2 separate regions of the Mus musculus genome follow, and region 1 is linked to region 2. A link is a contact called in ENCODE POLR2A ChIA-PET data. All regions are on one chromosome and are shown on one strand. Each heading gives the region's core, a stretch centred on a gene start or an enhancer-like site at or near the end of the contact. The rest is flanking DNA. Distances are from core to core; before and after follow the strand shown.

What was found. ChIA-PET counts read pairs that join two places held with the same protein, here RNA polymerase II (POLR2A).
Region 1: POLR2A ChIA-PET joins it to region 2 with 13 read pairs in Patski. The contact joins the promoter of Pip5k1a here to the promoter of Gabpb2 in region 2. POLR2A ChIA-PET finds 5 or more read pairs at or near these places in 4 of 5 experiments (Patski and embryonic stem cell).

Annotation. Positions count from the first base shown.
Region 1 is chr3:95,104,670-95,108,186 of GRCm38, reverse strand. Pip5k1a (phosphatidylinositol-4-phosphate 5-kinase, type 1 alpha) reads left to right here and starts at 1,257. Exons shown (of 15, transcript NM_008847.3): 1 at 1,257-1,811. The coding sequence starts at 1,736.
Region 2 is chr3:95,215,998-95,219,326 of GRCm38, reverse strand. It overlaps Gabpb2 (GA repeat binding protein, beta 2), which reads left to right and starts at 1,385. Exons shown (of 10, transcript NM_029885.1): 1 at 1,385-1,738; 2 at 3,059-3,113. Mllt11 (myeloid/lymphoid or mixed-lineage leukemia; translocated to, 11) reads left to right here. Exons shown (of 2, transcript NM_019914.4): 2 at 1-783. Gm16740 (predicted gene, 16740) reads right to left here and starts at 1,870. Exons shown (of 4, transcript NR_108026.1): 1 at 1,269-1,870.

The DNA of each region.
Region 1 (3,517 bases), core at 8-2,507, 110 kb after region 2:
GAATTAGTGATGCTAATTCTATCAAATGAAGTTTGTCAATCTTTAGTACCCAAGGGAGCACAAAGAATCCAGCAGATGGCAGTAAGGAAACAAATATTTTAGGTCTTGAAGGCAGAGGAAGAAATCTGAGGTTAAGGAATGGGAGATATTTGATGGATACTCTGGCCCTGGGTTCCCTTTGGAGGAACATCTGGATAGGTGTCCAGGCCACTTTAGAACCAATAAGCTGGAGGTTTTTTCCCATGCCTTTTATTTATTCATTTCACAAATAATTATTGAGTGATTACCTTGTACAAAAATGTGACAGGAGGTGGACATAGAACTTTAGCACACAGTCTTTGCTTTTCAGAAGCGCTTGTTCAAAAAGGCCTTCCCTAGGCTTCCCATAATATTCACAGCTGCTAGGGTTCTTTGTAAAAACTGGGCAGAGGGCTGGTGAGATGGCTCAGTGGGTAAGAGCACCCGACTGCTCTTCCGAAGATCCAGAGTTCAAATCCCAGCAACCACATGGTGGCTCACAACCATCCCTAATGAAATCTGATGCCCTCTTCTGGAGTGTCTGAAGACAGCTACAGTGTACTTACATATAATCAATAAATAAATCTTTAAAAAAAAAAAAAAAAAACTGGGCAGAGTTCATATGACAACTAGGCTAGAGTAGAATCCCTCTGTATTTCTATGCCCTTTGGAGTATAGATAATTAGCAACTGAATGCTAAGGAGGACTTTGGATAGGGGGAGGTTATTTGATAGTCTGTAGTCTTTTTTTTATCAGGTCTTTTAAACTTTGTTTTTATGTATTTTTCTTACTTTTCTTCTTATATTGTTGACAAATCCTCATTGCCTTATTTATCAAATATTTACATTTAATGAACTCTGTCGCTGTGTCTAGCACTGTTTGAAGTAAACAAAACATCTATTTTTATGTCTTTAGAAGGAAGATCCCACAAGCCGACACCTTAAACAGTAAAGGCTGGAAGAATTCTTGATGGTTGTGATGTTTTGTAGTGCACAAGAGCTTAACATTTCGGACTTGACACAGAGCTGCGTTCCGAATTCTTTCCAGGACTGTCATTTGAGGAGCTCAGTCCATCTCGGTCCAGCTGATTCTTAACAAGAGTTCTTAGCAACCCGATCAAAGATACGAACCTATATTGGCCTACTGAGCCACCGTAGACTCACGGTCTACGGTCGGTGGATTCCTTGGGGTGTGGCATCATCTGTCACGTGATCCGAAGTCCCCTCTGATTGGCTTCTCTTTTCTCCGGCTAGATAGACGAACGCCGAGAAGCTGTGGCGCATGCGCAATACCGGGGTTTCCTTGGCCGCCCACCCTGAGCCGAGCGGTGGAGTTGGGGATAAACAGGCAGTGGCTGGGGAGGTGAGGGAGGGGGGGCATTCGCTTTTGGGGGCACCTCAGGTGCCTAGGTTTTCCTTTAGGTTTGTTCTATCCGAGACGCGGGACTCCCGGGGCCCGGCTCAAGTGTTCCTGTCTGGTAAGAGAAGGTAGCTTTGGCGGAGAGCAGTTCAAGTTGCTAGGAAGGTGCGAGACTGCAGCTCTCCCCCATGCCGGGCAAGTGGTGCGGTCCTGAGCTTGTCCTGGAGCCTGAACAACGCCTGTGAGAAGCCCGCCGAACGCGGGTTCTGTGAAGAGACGTGGGGAAGATTCGATTCCGAGAAAAGGAAAAGCCGGATTGAAAGGGAGCGAAGCCGCTGAGGGGGAGGGGGCTGCCAAGATGGCGTCCGCCTCCTCAGGGCCAGCGGCGGCCGGGTTTTCATCCCTTGATGCCGGGGCCCCTGCTGGTACCGCAGGTGAGTCGGGTGGGACGCGGGCAGCCGACTGAGGAGGACTGTGAGATGGGAACAAGACCGAGTCCTGGGAGGGGACCTGTGGTTGAGGATGTCCGAGGGGTTGCCCCTAAGGGAGGACAGGACCGGACTTTGAAGTAGACAATTCTATTACTAGAGGAGTCTGGGGGAAAGGATGGATGTCGCTGAGAAAAAGGGAAGCTGACGAAAACTCACACAGTGTCTCAGAGGCGACTGCGTTGAGAACTTTGAGGAGGAAGGATGGAGACTGAAGGTTGGGGGTTAAGAGAGAAACGACAACAGGAGTGGAGAAACGAATCAGTGGAGACTGAGGATACAGCTTAGTAGTGGAGATCTCGTCTAGCATGCATCAGGATCTGGGCTTAATAAGACAAAATAACGTAAACGGAGTATTGGTAGATAAAGGTGTAAGGTAGATACCAAAGTGATTGTGAAATTAATAGATCAAAATGTTGAGGGGATTATGGAACTTAAAAGTAATGGAGAGTCATGGGAATTGTGGATTTTATTGGGAGTAAGTTCCTGGAGTGGCTTTCCGCTCAGACTCCCTCCCCCACCCCCCGCCCGCCCCCCTCCCAGTGCGTCATTCCTCCTCTCATCTCTTGTCAGCAGCAGCCAGCCACATGCTTACTTTCTCACATTAACTCTTTAGGGGATTCCTATCTTTAGGTTGTACAACTGTGGAAAGGAATGAGGAGTTGTGTTGTTTTGTATTTTGATACAGGCACTTCTTATGCCTTCCTGACTGGCCTTAGTGCTGGGATCATGGGAGCTTACTATAGTCAGCACAGAGGGAAACATTGGAAACATCTAAAGGATGAGGAGGGAGGTCAAGGTCAAAACACCCTAAAAGAAGGAGGGTAAATGAAATGAAGCCTTGACTTGTAGAAGAGTCGGGGTTAGGCCTGTGGTTAGGCTTCATAAAGATGGGGAGGGGTGTGTGCGACTTGAGAGCTATGGGAGGATGTTGCATAATAGGATAGGGACTGGAGGAATGCCTAGGATGATGTATGAAGAAATCGTAAGGAACTGGGCAATATGGAGAGGTCAGAGTAGTTAGAGATTAGTAGGGATTGAGGGCTGGAAAGGCCCGCAAAGAAAAGCCACAGCAGATTGTCTGTGGGAGGGGAAATGTGTATGGGGGTGAATCAGAAGCTGCTCCAGAGGAATGTTGGGTGTTCCTCAGTAACTGTTGCCTGAGAAGCTGCTGGGTATGAGGTGGGTTTTTTTTTTCCTTTTTTCTGTGATTTTTGTCCTTGCCATTTATTTTATTTTATTTTATTTTATTTTATTTTGAGACTGGGTTTCTCTGTGTAGTCCTGGCTGTCCTGGAACTCACTCTGTAGAGGCTGGCCTCGAACTCAGAAATCTGCCTGCCTCTGCCTCCCAAATGCTGGGATTAAAGGCGTGGGCCACCATGCCCGGCTGTCCTTGCCATTTTGAGTTGACTTGAGTTTCCCCTTAAACATAGTCATAGATACCTTCTTCATAAGCTGCAATTTTAGTTTATGTGCCTCTATTTTTAGTTTCTTGAGGAGGTGACTTTGCCTTTCCTTTAAAAGCATTTGAGATCTGTAACAACCCTTGTTTCTTTCTAAATGTGAAAAAGGATAGTGTTTATAAAAGTGACAGGTTTTTGTTTTGTTTTTGAAATTTTACTTATTGAATTATTTTTATTGTGTGAGTGC
Region 2 (3,329 bases), core at 136-2,635:
TTTAGCTTTGCCTTTCTGTAGTTGCAGTATGTGATAGGAATCAGTGATTCCTGACACAGTTCTTTGGCCGCCATAAGACCGTGAAGTAAGCAGTTATGTTCAGACCCTACCCGTCCCCATTCCTTCCAAAGCTATTGCAGATGAATTGCGGAGCTGTTTATTCATTTATGGAATAAAGACGTTAAATCCTAAGTCTGGGGCTTAGTTTTTTCCATTCCAATGAAGTACTACAGATTTTACTCACACTTCCGAATCCAGCTTTCCCTTTTATCTTTTTTTCTTTCTTTTTTTTTTTAAGTGAAGCTTTTCTTTTTATTTTAAAAAGATTTACTATACTATATATGAGTACACTGTTGCACTCTTCAGACACACCAGAAGAGGGCATTGGGTCCCATTACAAGTGAGCCAACATGTGGTTGGTGGGGATTGAACTCAGGACCTCTGGAAGAGCAGTCAGTGCTCTTAACCACTGAGTCATCTCTCCAGCGCTTCCTTCTGTCTGTCTAATATTTGACTTTGAAGAACAATTTAGGATTTGGACATAGCTCAATGGTAGAAGGGCTTGCCAAGCATCTACAAGGCCCTGCTAGGGTTCCCCTGTAAGCAGCCAGTGCTCAGAGATTAGCCACGCCCCCCAGCCCATTATTAACTTTTAAATTTGTGTGGTTTTCTTCGGAGGCGGGCCTTGAACTCAGAGAAATCCACCTGACTCTGCTGGACTCTGCTAGGGTGGGCCTAGCACTTTGGTATTAAATTAGGAGACCTGTGCCTCCTGCTGTGATCAAAGGCGTGTTTGTTATTATTACTGATTTTAATTTTTAGTGTGCATTGGTGTTTTGCCTAAATGTATGCTTGCTTGTGTGAGGGTGTCAGATCTTGGAGTTAAAGGCAGTTGTAAGCTGCAATGTGGGTGCTGGGAATTGAACTGGGGTCTCCTAAGGCATTGCTCCAGCGTCCTGTTATTGATTTTTGAAAGGTTTTCTCCGAGCTTTCTCTCGGTCCTTATATCAGTTAAAATGGTGAACAGAAACCAAGATAGACTGGTAAATGAAAGACATGCAATTTCATGTCCCATCCTATTCTAGTCTTCCCCCCAAAAGTTCAGGGGTTCTTTCCTGACCTATATTCAGGACACTGGGAAAGTGTCCGGTCAGACAGGAGTGCATAACCAGAAGGTCCCGAATAGCGGAAGCAAGATTCTCCCCCAACCCTCAAGTTAGCCCGGCGTTGAACCAGCAGGAAGGTAGAGTGCGGACGCCAACACGCACCAGTAACCAGTTCCTCCGAGCGCTGCACTGGTTGGCGCCAAAACTACCATCTGCGTCCGTCCCCTGCCGGAACTATCCCTCACGTAAGCCACGTAATCGGTGATCCTGCGCCTCGCTAAGTAGTCCCGCTCAGGATGCCCGCGGTATACGTTTTTCCAGCTCACGAGGTCCTCAGTAGGAAGGAGTCGGACTCAGAGGTGCGTTGAGGTCCTGAGAGAAGGGCAAAGTGGCTCCGCTAACCCATTTCCTTCAGATTCCTCCGCCAGGACGTATAGTCACAGCGCCTTCACTTCCGGGTCCGCCATTTTATTGCCTCCATTTCTCCGTGAGGGGGGGTAAGGGCCCCCCCAAATATGCATATGTGAAAAGGCCGAAAAGTGAGGCCGCTGGCAAGGAGTCTTAACTAGAGAAAGAAACGGGACCAAACTGGCGGGCCCAGTGAGAGCGAAGCCGGCAGCGCTCCGGAATAGGTGAGGGGGAAAGGACACGCAGGGTTCCGGAGCTTCCGAACTGCGATGCAAGGGGCAGTGATAAGTGGCCGGCCCAGCCCGGCCAGGACCTGTGGGCGCCGGCCTGCACACTGCCGGAGCGGGGGTGGCGGCGGGGGGGAGAGGGACCAAGAGGAAGGGGATGCTGTCGGGAGGAAGGGGAGGGGACTGGGAGGTGAAGGGGGTGGGTGGAAGACCTGGGGCTGGGGAGCTGGACTCCGGGAAGCCAAGGCCACATGGGGTGACCACGAGGGGGCGGTGTGGCGCAGGAGTCCGGGCTGCCACTACAGACTGGGGCTCCCACTTGCAAGTTGGCGCCCCTGAGTTTGGCAGAGTGCTGATGTCAAAAACTGAGGGATATGTGACTAGGGAGGAAGTGGGAACTGGACTTTTCAAGGTCCAGTAATAACGTGAAACTTTAGTAAGTTCATAATGTGAACAAGAGCAGTCATGGACTTATATCCAGTTCTCAACACAGATGCTTGTACAGCTGGCCTCCCAGTGGGAATGTGTGGGGGGTGAGGGGGGGGAGAAAAAGAAAAAAAAGTACAGACCGAGAATTCTTCAATTGCTTTCTTTCTTAGCGTGCACCTCTTGTCACAGATTTCCTCCAGGAATTCTGCTGTCTCCCTCTTCCTATAAAGGATTTTCTCTAGTTTCCAATCCAATATTTGGGTCTTACTATGTAGTTTGGATTGGCTGCCTCACAGCGATTCTCTAACCTTAGCCCCTGGAGTGTTGGAATTACTGAGGTGAGCCATGTTTTTTGTACATGCTTTGCAAAGAACAAACCACCACACCCAAATGATAAACAAAAGTTATTATTCTTTGGTAATGGGCTGCTTTGTCAAGTGCTCAGGCACTCCATGGTTATTAAAATATTTATTGAAAGTTCTGAACACTAAGTACTCAGTGCTTGAGAAGAGGAGAGAGAAAGATCCAGGTGTTCAAGGCCAGCCTGTGCTACTTGACCCAGAAAGGTCTCCTGGTCTTGTTTTGTATTTTATTGGCTTCCTATTCCTAGGAGGCAGGGTTGGGAGTATAGCTCAGAGGCAAGTGTGAATGTAGCATGCCTGTGGCCCTGGATTCAACTCCTAGCACAGAGGGACTAGGAAGAGAATTTAGAAAAATCTTAGGATACACACTAGACAAACGCTCATGTGAAGTTTATGTGGATGCATATCCAGTAAGGGAGAACAGTTCCCCTCTGTAGCATTCAGAACCATGGGGTTGTATAGGTTGGGCAGGTGGAACTTAGCATATAAAGCCAGCGAGACTGACAGTCTTGAGTTTGATCCACAGAGTTGAAGGAGAGAACCAACTCCTGCGAGTTGTCCTGTGGCTTCCACATGCTATGGTGAGTGAATACACACAGAAACACACACAAGCTAATTAGTTAATTTCAATTGCCTATGTTATTCTCTGGTCTTAGGGTTCTACCAGCCTTTATGTATGGGGAGCTAGAAGAATGACCCACCAGTCTCCCCATAATGCTTTTTATTTAAAATACTTTATTACATTTTGTGTATGTGTGCTCACTTACACACATACCATGACTTTCATGCATGTGGAG